Regions from separate parts of the Homo sapiens genome. Here region 1 is linked to region 2. A link is a contact called in ENCODE Hi-C or POLR2A ChIA-PET data. All regions are on one chromosome and are shown on one strand. Each heading gives the region's core, a stretch centred on a gene start or an enhancer-like site at or near the end of the contact. The rest is flanking DNA. Distances are from core to core; before and after follow the strand shown. Region 1 has its middle 210 kb from the start of RFPL4B. Region 2 has its middle 15 kb from the start of RFPL4B.

What was found. A loop is a pair of places that touch in the nucleus more often than their neighbours do. ChIA-PET counts read pairs that join two places held with the same protein, here RNA polymerase II (POLR2A). Pooled maps may share reads with other maps.
Region 1: a loop to region 2 is called in a map of posterior cingulate gyrus, with 3 times the contacts of the local background. The contact joins two enhancer-like sites. A Hi-C loop is called at or near these places in 3 of 168 maps with a recorded cell type or tissue (Caco-2, Calu3 and posterior cingulate gyrus) and 5 of 50 pooled maps. POLR2A ChIA-PET finds 5 or more read pairs at or near these places in 1 of 52 experiments (A673).

The regions. Positions count from the first base shown.
Region 1 is chr6:112,557,039-112,564,237 of GRCh38, reverse strand. No RefSeq gene overlaps it. Among named protein-coding and RNA genes, the nearest start is that of RFPL4B, 210 kb to the right of the region's middle. Within about 2 kb of position 1,682, at least 2 of the 41 ENCODE cell types and tissues checked have a DNase peak (open chromatin) inside an H3K27ac peak, as active enhancers do.
Region 2 is chr6:112,329,305-112,335,688 of GRCh38, reverse strand. No RefSeq gene overlaps it. Among named protein-coding and RNA genes, the nearest start is that of RFPL4B, 15 kb to the left of the region's middle. Within about 2 kb of position 4,973, at least 2 of the 41 ENCODE cell types and tissues checked have a DNase peak (open chromatin) inside an H3K27ac peak, as active enhancers do.

The DNA of each region.
Region 1 (7,199 bases), core at 433-2,932, 230 kb before region 2:
ATATGCTATATGTGCTTATTTACAAAAAATATTTCTCTTATTTTTTGTGTGTTCAGAACTGAATGCAGTACACCCAGACCAACACCTGTTTGTTTTACTTGCTGCCTTCTCAGCAAACTGCCTGAAGGTGTCCACTTTTTGAAACGCACATCATACTTTTAACTCATGCATTAATGAAAACCTCCCATTCTTTTCTATGTCTACCCCAATCCACAATTTTTTATTTAGATTTTCAACATGAACTCCAACCAATGTGTTGTTTTTCCTTTTAGTATTCCCTGCATCAGTTCTAAACTGTTCTTCTAGCCCCTGAGACCTCTCTACATTCTCAGTCTCTGTACTGTTACTGTCCCAAAGCCAAGCAGCTTTCTTTTCATCTGAATATATCCCCAAATTCAAATAAACATCAGGTTGACCACAAAAGCCTTGTAGAAAAAGTATCTGAAAGGAAAACTTTCTTAAAATCATTACTAAAAGCATCTTCCTTCCCCCGAATGTTACACACCTGGAAAGTATTTAAAATCTCACTTTCTGTCCCTTAAGAATTCACTCCTGGCCCATACAACTATAATTTACTTCATGCAAATCCCTGCCCCTCTCTACGAGGTTATTTACCCACTGACATTCCTTCACCGCCCATCACCTACTGTGTAACCTTGGCTTCATCCCACTCTAACTGCTTTTCTCATGATGTCACTTCTCTGGAATCCTGAAGAATGAAGCCCCTATTGACCCAGCATTATACCAAATACTGCAATGCTCTTTCCTAGCCTCTTCTCATGTGCAAATTTGATGAGCATGTCTTATATTTTTATCCAAGTCAAAGCTAAAGGTTTGTGTAGTTATTTAAAACCAATGTCACTCCTAAAAAGCATAAGAAAAGTTTAACCCTACAATAATATGTATCCATTTATAATAACCGTATAAAGTCAAAGCCATACAAAGAAAAGGAAGCAATTGAAGCTTAAGTAATTATAGTCTGAAAACGTTACATTTGGTGCTCAGCATTCTAGCAGCAAGAGCAAACAAGAGAACGATTCTAAATACTATAATTTCCAATATCTGCCAAAAGAAAACACACCATTCTTTGGGAGAAATAAACATTTTCCTCACACAGTGAGACTTAATAAAAGTATTCTTTGTGACAGCCCAATGGATTTTAAGCTCCTTAAAAGCAGGGACTATTTTTAGTCCCCTCCTGTATACTAATCTCCCCCTGATTTCTACTGTGCTTAGGAAGAGAATATTATGCTGGTAATATGTGTTGTTTGACAAGGACATTAGTCAAGTGGCTTTTTCTCATTTGTGGAATAAACACGGGAAAAGATAGTTACAGCTTATGAATGCAGAAGTTGTGAAAGAAGTAAACATGTTGAATAGTAATATGAGATACTTTAAATAGGCCAAACTGATAAGAGAAAAACGTCATACTTTACAGAAATAGAAAAAGAACGGAGGAGTGAAAGAGTCAATTATGACAGGCACAAATTGGAGTGAGTACAGAAGGAAACATGAAAGCTTTCAAGGTTGGGGACCAGCAGAAGTTACACAGGGCAGGAGCATGTTAAGCTGTGATGCCTTAAATGGCATGCACAGTCAACATCCATTCATTTGTGGGTAGTCTGTTTAAAGAGTTCATTTGACCCAGTTACCATGGTGCTCGACTTTGTCCATCCTCCCACACCGAGTTGAAATACTTTTATTTATAAAAACTATGATGTTGGACTAAACAACACATCCTTGTTGGGTACTCATTGGATTTTAATGAGCATCTGGGCAGACCCTGGGAGAGAGCTGTGTTCTCACAGTGCAAGGGCAGGCTCGATGCTTTCAGCTGTTGGCACCACTCACAGTAGATAGTGTTCTCAAGAGAAAGAGTGTTAGTAAACCTTCATTTGTGTGTGTGTGTGGCTGAAGAGAATTGGCTGCAAAAGAGAAATTCAATTCTCTTATTTCTGAAAGCAGTAAAGAAGTTTCCAAATGACTTCCTTTAATGCATTTGGTAAGTTGCCCTCAAAGACTATTGTTTGAGCATCTCAAAATACAGGCTTAGAAAATCCCCCTTAATAACTGTCATTACAAATAACCTGTTTAATATTTGCAAAGGATGAGTTTATTAACAAATTTCACTACATCCAATATTTGGTAATAATATAGTACCCCTGAGAAATCCTGGGGAGAAGAGGATGAAGAATGAGGAGTTTCAATGGGAGTGGATATAAACTATCCAAATGAAAGCTATTTTAAAAAATGTCCTTGACCACTCCACCAGCAACATTAGAGACCTTGATGGGGTTCACTTTGCTTTCCCAGGAAGAAAAGAATCAAATATAGCTAGAGTAACTACTGGTAGTAAGATATTCACAAACATCTAACTCATTCCATAACTCTGTATATTCTCTTCCCTTCACCTAGAATACCTTTCCCTTCTTACTCTAGTCCCTGTTTTTGTTTTTTCCTTAAACTCTTACTCATCCCTCAAAATTCAGCTCAGTTTTTACCTGCTCTATAAAGCTTTACTCAGGCATCCTAGGCAAAACTTGTTTCTCCCATTTTCGTGTTAAGTATTAGGCATTGCCAGACCATTTTTCTTAGCTCAATTGAAGGTCTTACATCTACTCTAACTTCCACTTAAAGATCTATTGGATTATGAAATATTTTAGAACGACTATTTCTTATTGATTTTGTATTCCCACTCCTAGTATAGTGTTTAATATTTATGAATGAATAAATGAATGAATGAAAAACAAAGCAGGACAAAGAAGAGCAAGGCAAATAAAGCTGAAAAGACTGGACAAAAGAAGAAAGAGAAACAAATGGCACAGGCTGAATATAAGACTAAAAACTATTAGATATTAAAGATTGTTAGAGGTTTGTAACCTCAGGAGAACCAGGCTGGGGCAAGAAAAGACAGACAGTAGAAACATGATATTAAAGAAAATCAATCTATATCACAAACAAAAAGAAGAGGGACAGTGGAGTTAGAAAGATCTTTTGAAAGCCTAGAAATAGAAAGCACTGGGTTAGGGCAAGGCAGAGTCTAAAATGTCAGACTTTTAAGAGCTCCTTATAGGACCCAAATTGGAATCCCACAAGACATAGTGGTGTATTCGGATCCTAAAATATTGCTTTTCTCCAGAAATTACTGATGAAGACCCACGCAGAAGAACTTTGGAAGTTTAAAGAAAATTGATACTTACAATAGGAAAGCTGTTAGTTCCAAGACAAGACAATATGGTATTAAACCTTTATTTAGTGCCTGTGTTGCTGTGAATTAAGGATGGAGTGGCCAATGAGAAAGACGCTTAGTTCACAGGCATTGGCCTGCACTAGGAAGTCTGCCCAGCTCTGAAAGGTTCACTTGTACATGCACAAGCCCTGTGCCACATGGGGTCTCCCTTCTCTAAATTCTTGTGGCAAATGGTATCATCTCATTCACGTCTTGATTCTCTACCAGATTGTAGTTTACTCAGAAAAAGGAACTATTACTGTGCTTCTGGAACCAATCTTGGCATGAAATTGATAGCTGTTTTCTATTGATTGGTTGAGTATTATGCTAGTTTTTTACTGGTTGAGTTTAACCATATAAGTAAGTTAGCACTCAAAGTCTAAATTTCAGCCCTTTGAGATCATTTATTTTAACTGCTTAGTCTCTGTCCCTAATTATTCCATACTCCAACTTTATGGTGGTAGTGAGGAGGGTGTTAATTCTAAAATTGTGTACTTGTATTATATCCTCACTTTTTTTCTAAGCTCTCTACCTACTGTTAATTATGTGGTGTCCTTTTTTTCCCCTCTCAGGGACCTCCTTTCCATAGCTTCCATCCTTCTCCAAGCTTGAGTGCCAGCTCTCTAGGCTGCCACACACCAGTTGTGCTGTTAATTATTTACCTTTATTACTCTTTGATATAGAAATTGTTGCCCAAATTGTTTTCATTTTTGTTTTTAGTTGTCACCATTATTTTCTTGAAGAGAATCCTCAGGAGATTTCCAAAGAAAGGACATTTGCCATATTAATTTTCTAAGCTTGGTTATAGCTATATTATCTTATTATGCTTGAATGGTATTCTGGCTATGTTTAGGATTCTAGAGCAGAAACACTTTTTCTTCCGTCATTGTAGGCATTAAAAGATAAGATTTGAAAAGTCAACCAGAATATAGTACAAAAATTTAAAAAATATATAAAGACATAAACACTCAATTATGGATATAGTATCTGAATATTAGGAGTAAAGGCAAGGAGAATGAAGAGAACTGAGAGAAGAAATTATAAAATTATGCAAAGAAGTTGCTCAGAGTGAAAAGAAGCATGTTTTAAAGGTTGAAATGACCTGTGTACCACTGACCATGATAAAAAGAAACAGACACACACCTGGACAAATTAGTGTGAAGTTGTAGAACACCAAGGAGAAAGATAAAATATCTTAGAAATTTTAGTGAGGAAAATCCAGTTAAGTTATGAAGAAATGACAATCAGATTGGCCTAAGACTTTTATTTATATCAGAAGACAATAGAACACAAAGGCAATGAAAAACCAAGGATGACTCCAATATTTTTGGCCTGAAGAAATGGAAGGATGGGTGGCCTATGTTTAACTAAGATTATGGGAAGAACAAGAAGCTCAAAAGTTACAAAGGAGAGGTCGGGGTGATTAAAGAATACTGTTTTAGATATATTGAGTTGGAAACATCAACTGAAGGCAGCAAACTTAAAGAAATAAAAGAAAGGAAGATATCTGAGGTAGAAATAAAAATAGAAAATGCAGCATGTAGATGACATACTAATAATAATAGGGCCCTGTTTAGGACCACCATGGAAGTGAATGTAAGTAGAACCAAGAAGAGCACTGAGCCCTGGGCACTGCACTGCAGTGTGAATCAGTCAGGAAGATATGGAGAAACAAACAGTGAAGACTGAGCACACACATACAGAAGGATAAAGAGACAGCAGAGAGTGAATGGTGTTTAGGAAGCCAAGTGAAAGATGAATTTTGAAGAGGTGGAAATATCAATCCTGCTGTTGATAAAGCAAGTTGGCTATCATGTAAGTTATGTGACCCTGCCTCCTGGACAGTGCTGATTGTTCTTTTGGTGGCATCTCACCCAAATTGGACCAATGAGACATTTTTCCCCTCTTTTTATTTTGTTGGTTTTTTTTCTTTTAGCTTGGAGGAAAAAGAGTTAGCCCAATATCTCTCTACTGACTTAGGCCATAAGAGGTAAAATTCCAATGCTGTCATTGCCTATGTTTCCAACACTTGTCTAAAGCTGCTCTGCAGTGAGAGAGAAGCACAGAGCCAAAGAGCAAAGAAAATGGAGATAAGTGATAGAGAGCATCCAGGCATTGTTTGAGATCATCACTCAATTTTCCTTTTTCACTTTTCTATGTTTTTACCTTTGGGTTCCAGGGGTACCCAAGCTGGCTTATAATACATTTCCCTTTTCTTAAACAAGCATGGGTTATATTTGTGCCATTTGCAACCAAAATAGCCCTAATTAAAGCCACAGTATTTCAGCTATAACTTATTTCAATTTTATAATTTACTAATACACTAGAAAATCTTTTTTAAAAAGCTAAGTGAAGACAATAAAAAGCTTGAAAATGGCAAAGGAACTATATATGTCTTTTTCCTAAATCATGGAACATAAGATTGTAAAGGCAAACTTTCAGAGAGTTAACGCCCCTTTCAAGATGATAGAAATATTACAGGTAAGTTATAGGTAATATGATGATTAATATTAGGTGTCAACTTGACTGGATTAGAGGATATCTACATAGCTGATGAAATATTTCTGAGTGTTTCTATGAGAATATTCCTGTAGGAGATTGGCACGTGAGTTGGTGGATTGAGTGGGTGAAGATCCTCCCTCAGTGTGAGTGAGCACCATCCAATCTGGAGGGGGCTCAAAGAAAAAGGCAAAGGAAAGGAAGATTCACTGTCTCTCCCAGAGCTGGGGAGCCCTTCTCTTGCCCTTGGATAGCAGAACTTCAGGTTCTCCAGCCTTTGGACTCTTGGATTTGTACAAGCAGCCTCAGGGTTCTCAAAACTGAGGGTTACATCACCATCTTCCTTGGTTCTGGGGCCTTTGAACTTAGACTCAGCCATGCTACCAGCATTCCTGCTTTTCCAGCTTGCAGACAGCCTATCATGAGAATTCTCAGCCTCCATCATCATGTGAGCCAATTCCTCTCATAAATCCCTACTCATATCTATCTTTTATCTATCTATCTATCTATCTATCTATCTATCTATCTATCTATCTATCATCTATCTATCTATCTATCTAATTGGTCTATCTCTTGGAAAACCCTGACTAAATAGGCTTTTGTACATTGTGAGTCTCTATACATGTCTTAATTCTAGAATAATAAAAGCCTGATTTTTCCAGTTCCAATATTATGCAGGACATGATGCTTAAAATGACAGAATTTTACTAGGAAAAGTTAAGACTTTTTCACTGGGGCTGAAGAAACACATGAATGGTAGCTCTCCATATTGACCACATTGTTTTTTTAAAATATGATTCATTGTCTTTTATTAAAAAAAAAGAAAAAAAACTGTATTTGCAAGGTACCTGCAAGAGCAGTGGAATGAACATTTTTAGTTGCTGTGGCAACAGGAGAATAAGTAGAGCAACAGGAAAGTTAAATGCTTAAGCTTCATCAGGCATTTCACAAGAGTGGAGGGAGAAGAGCATTTCATTTATATTCTGATACACACACAGTTAAGTGATATTTCTGATAAGGTTCAGGTTCCTTAAGGATAACTATATGTGGACTTCATCAATTACTATAAAAATAAATCTAAGAGGCAGGATACAAAGTCTTATTGTTTACTAGCTACAATAAGATTAAATCTACACCTATGTCTATTTTTAATCTATCATCTATCTATATTTTTAAATCTCTTTCCACATTGATGTTAAAAAAGACACAACAACACCTCTGTATCAGCATTTCCTCAGACATGAAGATAATAACACCCACTTCTTAGGGTTACTGTAAAGATTTAAATTAGTTAATAGGTGTAAAGCTTTTAGAATGGAATCTGTGACAGTAACTGCTATAATAAGTATTAACTGTTTTATCAAATCAGACTATGGTCATTTACAATGTCAACCTAAAGTATAGAATATAAAGTTAGCAGGAGGGCTGGCAGTAAGTAGCCTGACCTTGAGAAGGCATTGCTGACTACTGG
Region 2 (6,384 bases), core at 3,724-6,223:
TAAACTTCCTCTGCTAGCATCATGCTTATACAAGTTCATCCAGAAATTCTCCAAGTCTTCTGTTTTTCCTTCCTTTCTGTATGTGCCTGCCCAAAGAACTCCCCACATCTCCCACCACCTTGGCCATTATCCCAGGCTAAGCCAATATTATCTCTAGCCTAACTGCCACAGCAGCCTCCTAAATGGTGGCTCTGTATCCACTCTGTACCCCTTTCAGCCTCAGACCCTTTACTCTGAGCCCCCTGGTTAAAACTCTTTAGTGGATCCCCATTGTCCCTGAGATAAAGACTGAAATCCTTACACAAGCCTACAAGGCCAGGTTTTGCTCAGTGTCTGGGTGTGTCTATCTCTTTGATCTGGGCTCCCACCACACTCCCCCTTTATTCGCCATACACAATCCTTCCTTCAGTTCTATGACATGCTACACCCTGCCCCACAGTACCTGAGCGTGTTCTGATAAAATACTCTCTTGTCCTGGAGGTCACCTCCCTCCCCTCATCATCTAGTTTATTTCTCCCTAGCCTTTAAACATTACTTCTCCTGAAAGCTTTCTCTGAGCATAAACCTAGATATCTTTCTTTGACAAACTGTCTTCTGGAACTTCACTCTTTCCCTTTGGGGTAATTATTTTGGTATATAATTACTAGTGTGTTTTTATTTTTATCAAATAATCAAATTGTTTAATGTGATCATTGGTTTACAATCTGTCTCCCTTAATAGACTATGAATTACATGAGGGGATAAACAGTTTCTACTCACCGTTATATCCTGAGCACCCAGCCAGGGTCAGCTTCGTGGATGTGTGAGCTACACAGTTACATAGAAGAGCTTAGAAGGGCTGTATGCCTTGTTTAATGCTCTGCTGTCGCCGTCTTAAAATTCTTAATTTTGGAACAAGGAACTCCATATTTTAATTTAGAACTGAGACCTGCAAATTATGTAGTCTATCTTGCAACTAGAATAGGGCTTGACATACTGAAGGTACTCAATAAATATATCTTCAATGAATGATTATCTACAGAATAACTAATACACAGATGACTATGCAGCCAATTTTGCACATGAAATTCACAAATTTGTATCTTTGTGAATTTCATGTGCAAAAGGAAGGCCCTTCAAAATATACCTGTCTCTTACTAACTTACACCTGAAATCCTCATAACACAGTTAAAACATTTTATTAACAATTAGACGGAGGCTAAAACTTCTGATCTCCCTAAGAGAAATAACAAAACAAGTTCACTGAGGTATATAGCTCTGTTATTGTGATTTTCATTAAGACAAGACTTGTGGAGGAAAGAGGAAAAGAATGGTGGCCCAGTCCTATACTGAACATTATCAAAAGGCTGAAAGTGCTGAAGTCAGACCTCATCTACTTTCTGGTGTTACATGGAACCTACTCTATCACTTGTCAAGCATGTACTACCACTAGATTCCTTGATTAGGTCAACGTCAGACATGAATTTTATTAACTCATATAGTGAAATTTGGTTTCCAGGAGGCTTTTCCTAGATGCGTGATCCAAGACAAGTTATTTAACCTCTGAAACTTAGTTTTCTCATCTGTGAATTAGGGAAAATAGAGCCTAATTTATAGTACTGTGAGGATTAGAGATAATATTTGTAAAGCACTTATCATTCTGGCATGTAGTCACAACTCAAATCATCACAATGATAATACTAAAAAGAGGCAGAAGTCACCAGTGGGGTTTATATGTATACCACCATTTGCTTAACATTTACTCAAGAAAAAGTATTTTTCCTTGCTTCATTTACCATTTACTGATTGTACTGAGTAACAAAATTTAGAAGTTATTTAATAGAATTAACCTCTTGATATTTATTTGAAGCTGGCTTTATATTATACAAATAATGTTACTATTAATCCAAGTGGTTTGAAAGTGAGTTAACCCTTTCCCATCCTGTGGAAGTAATCAGACGGACTCAAAGATCTTTATATATATGTGTGTATATATATATGTGTGTGTGTGTATGTGTGTGTGTGTGTATGTGTATATATGTGTATATATATGTGTGTGTGTATATATATATTATATATATATATATTTAGGGTTTCTTTGTTTTTTTGTTTGTTTGTTTGTTTGTTTGAGACAGAAACTCACTCTGTCGCCCAGGCTGGAGTGCAGTGGCACAATCTCAGCTCACTGAAACCTCTGCCTCCTGGGTTCAAGTGATTATCCTGCCTCAGCTTCCTGAGTAACTGGGATTACAGGCACACGCCACCACACCTGGCTAATATTTGTATTTTTGGTAGAGATAGGGTTTCACCATGTTGGTCAGGCTGGCCTCGAACTCCTGACCTAGTGATCCACCCGCCTCAGCCTCCCAAAGTGCTGGGATTACAGGCGTGAGCCACCACTCCTAGCCAAAGCTCTTTATACTTTAAAAATATTTCAAGGATTACTTTTTATCACTGGAAGTAGTGTGTCCATTAAACCTAGACTTTATTTCTACTTACTAATGAGTGACTGTGTTACAATCTTCTCACTAACCTGCAGAGATGAGCAAGGAGCTCTGTTGTCCCAGAATTGAATTATTGACCTAGGATACAGTTGGTCCCAGAGGGAATTGGTGATAAAATGATAAAACTGGGCCAGAGATTGAGCAAGTAGTGAGTGGAGGTACAGAAGCTAATTTCTAAGATCATGGTAGTAGAGATGAAGATATGCTCTTGTATTTTTTCAGTTTGTTACAAAAGAAAAAATAGCAGATATATACATGAGAGAATCTAATTCCTTGTCATTTTTCTCACCATGGTGATTTCATCCCTGGGTTCATAAAGCAATATCGGTAAGAGATTGAAACCAAAGGTCTCCAAACCCTGAAGCTTGTATCAGTCTAATTATGGAAGTATTTAGAGATGTCAGCTTTTGGGATAACCATTCATCATCCTGCCAGCCACCCATTCTGTGCTACAATAATTTTCAAGGCCTTCCTATATACCAAAAACACTGATGGGTGCTAAAGGTATAAAATGAATGTCACTGACTTTGACTCAAGAAATTCACTCTAGACTGGTAACCCAACTAACCCTAATAGAGTAGGTAGTTGCCTGACTCCGGATGTTGGGGGATGAGGAAGATGGACACTTGAATCATGAGGAAAGAGCCTCTAATTGTGCTGGAGTCATGGGTAAGGAATCCTTTGTTTACAACTCCCATGTGGAATATTCCATACACTACATAAGAGTAATTAGCACATGTGTCTTCTATTTCCTGCTGGGTCACATTCTCCTTACAAACCAGGAGGCCACATTCTACTCCTCCATGTCTCGCCTGCATTGCCCCGCACAATGCCCAGCATAGCATCACTAAAATTTCCATTGGAATGACTTCAATTACAGAATGCTTTTGAGAAAAAAAAAAATGAAACTTCAAGTACAAGTGGAACGAAAGAGTAAGCAATGGACAGAGAGGTTAGTCTTTCAAAGATATCAAAGAATTAGGGCCGAATTTTTAGGTTACTGATCTTGCCAAGGAACTGCTGAAGATGAGCCTTTTGCACCCATGTGCTGACTGCCAGATGTTCAAAAATGGTGACCCAACAAAAGAATAAAATGGTCAAATTTGCAATGAGGATTCTTTTTTAAAAAAAAGTAAATTTCCTTCAAACTACTTTTGATATTGTTAAAAGAGGCTCCAAAGACTTACTTTAAAATCATGTTCAAAAACTCCCATATATGAGCAGGTCCAATACCCTGGGCAATCTGACCTATTAAAACACAAAGATTCTCCACTGGCTCATATAACCATGGAACTTTTTTTTCAAATTTATGAATCAAGGCTTTAGTGTGAATAGACAGTGAGGGAATTTTTTCTGAATAGCCTCCCTATAATCATGGTTCATGACATTTTATAATGCAATTATTGTGGGACGTATCATAACATAATTGAGATTCTAGAAATGGGGATGGGAGGGAATAGAAGGGACACAGTTACTCAAGAAAATGCAAATGCCATTTTACTTGCAAATTAAATGTAAAATCTAATGAAGTGGGTGTAGAAATTGATTGAAAAATTAATTGAGAGAAACAAATTTGGAATATGTCTGTAAGGAACATCTGTAAGTAATTCTGCTCTGACACACCTCTTCAGAGAATCAAGTGCTTCCTGTTAGCTAAAACTTGAATGGAAGCCAGGCTAACGATAGATCTTTAGAACGTGTCAAAATAGTCCAATTTATACCCTGAAGCCAATTGGCGAACTCATAGACTTGCCTGGACTTGAACAAGCAACAGGGAATTTTCCAGTGCGAGCTCCAAATCAATATTTAGCCCAGAATTTGTTTGTTTGTTTAACATTTGCCTCCTTTTCTTTCTGTCATTCTCTGTCTCTCATTGATGATAACTTTTAAAAATAAGCTGGACATGTCAAGACATTTTGTCTTTAAATACTTCAGCATGTAGCACCTAAGAAAAAAGGCATTCTCCTTTATAATCACACTATCACAATTAAGAATTAAGCTCCAAGTTTCTACATTCTATTTGCTTGTCATGTCCCTTAAATCTCATTTACTTTAGAACAGCCAGCACAAGCACCACTTTTTTTTTTTTTAAGGTTTCCGGGACACTGACATTGTGATGAGTCCATGTCACTTGACATGTAGAATCCCCTCCCCCCACACCACCACCAATCTGTTTTTGTCTGACTGTGGGTCAGACTTTTGAGAAGTCGATCACACTGGTGTTTTACTATTCATCTGTATCTTTGAATGAGAGATAATTGTTTTTAAAAAAATTAAATGAGTTGGCCTTGTTAGATATTAAAAGTGTCAAAGAGAGGAAGAGGTAAGGAACTGTTGATTTGTTTTAGTGCCAGATTCTTCAGATTAGATTCAGATGGTATATTCATGAGGTGTGTGTGAATCTTGAAATTTCTGAGCATGTTTTTCAATGATTCATCTAGCCTTTGGAGATTTACTCAAAAACTCCCTTTTCTTCCTCCACTGAGAGATTTTTGAACTTGAGAATTTAGAAAGTGATTGTTCATTATCCAAATCCTTTTAGGAGAAAAAAAAAAGAGTGGGTGGCACTCTAAAGGAAGAATTTTAGTTGCTGGGATAAGAGACAAAATTTATGACTTTCCCACTGATTCCTCAGCCAATATTGCCCCTCCCCAGTACCCACTTCTCCAGAGATTAAAACATGCTTGAATTGGAGTAGGCATTTCCTTCCTTCTATTCAGTGCCAGTTCTCAGAGGAAAACATTCATTTTGCTCTTTGATTCCTGTAGCCCAGAGACAGCAATGAAAGGACCTGCTGCTTCCTGGAGTATAAGGATTTCATCTGGGGGGCTGCAGGGCAGGAAAGAGAGTTTAAAGGGTGTGTGCATCAGCGTGGGTGTGAATGATTTCCCCCAGGGCCAGTTAGCTGGCCTGGAGCCCAGAGTATGCCATTCATCCACCTTAAATTGCACCACACAGCAGAGATGGTTGAGGGAGAAGTCACTCAATGGCAGTGCCACTTGCTGCCAGTTTTCATTGTGTCTCTTTGATATGGAATGTCCTAGAAACTGATGCAGTTTTCTACTTCTTCCCAGAGGGGGAGTAAAAGATGCATGGTGTAGTGGGTGAATAAACTGTAAATGAAATAAACCAAAATGAGAATAGTGAAGCCAAGAGTTGAATCTCCTCTCATGGTACTGTGGTCCTACAAATGTAAAGATGCTTGAGTCTTTTGTCGTAAGTCCTATTTCTAAGCAATGAGGAGATGGCAAAAATAAACGATCTCTTGATACAGATATGGAATGTATTCAAATATCTGATGTTCAAAATGTAGACCCAACTTGATCCATTTTGATCTGAGAATGTTTACTTCTACCATTCAGCCTCAGGTTACAAGAAAAATAAACATGAAATCAAGTATGTAAATAAATCTGGCTGTGCTCCTTGCAACTTGAAATCAGTGTCTTTGACTGTTTCTAATTAAGGAAATAAGAGTTGAAAGCACTGGGGTTTTGTGGGGTTTTTGTTGTTGTCATTATTATTTGACACAAAGAGAAAATTTTGATCAGCCCACATGGTGGATTTGTCCAAATGTTGTGGGAAGTCAGGGACCCTGAACAGAGGGACGGGCTGAAGCCATGGCAGAAGAACATAAGTTGTGAAGATTTCATGGACATTTATTAGTTCCCCAAATTAATACTTTTATAATTTCTTACACCTGTCTTTACTGCAATCTCTGAACATAAATTGTGAAGATTTCATGGACATTTTTCACTTCCCCAATCAATTCTCTAATTTCCTATGCCTGTCTTTACTTTAATCTCTTAATCCCATCATCTTCGTAAACTGAGGATGCATGTCACCTCAGGATCCTGTGATGATTGCATTATCTGCACAAATTGCTTGTACAGCATGTGTGTTT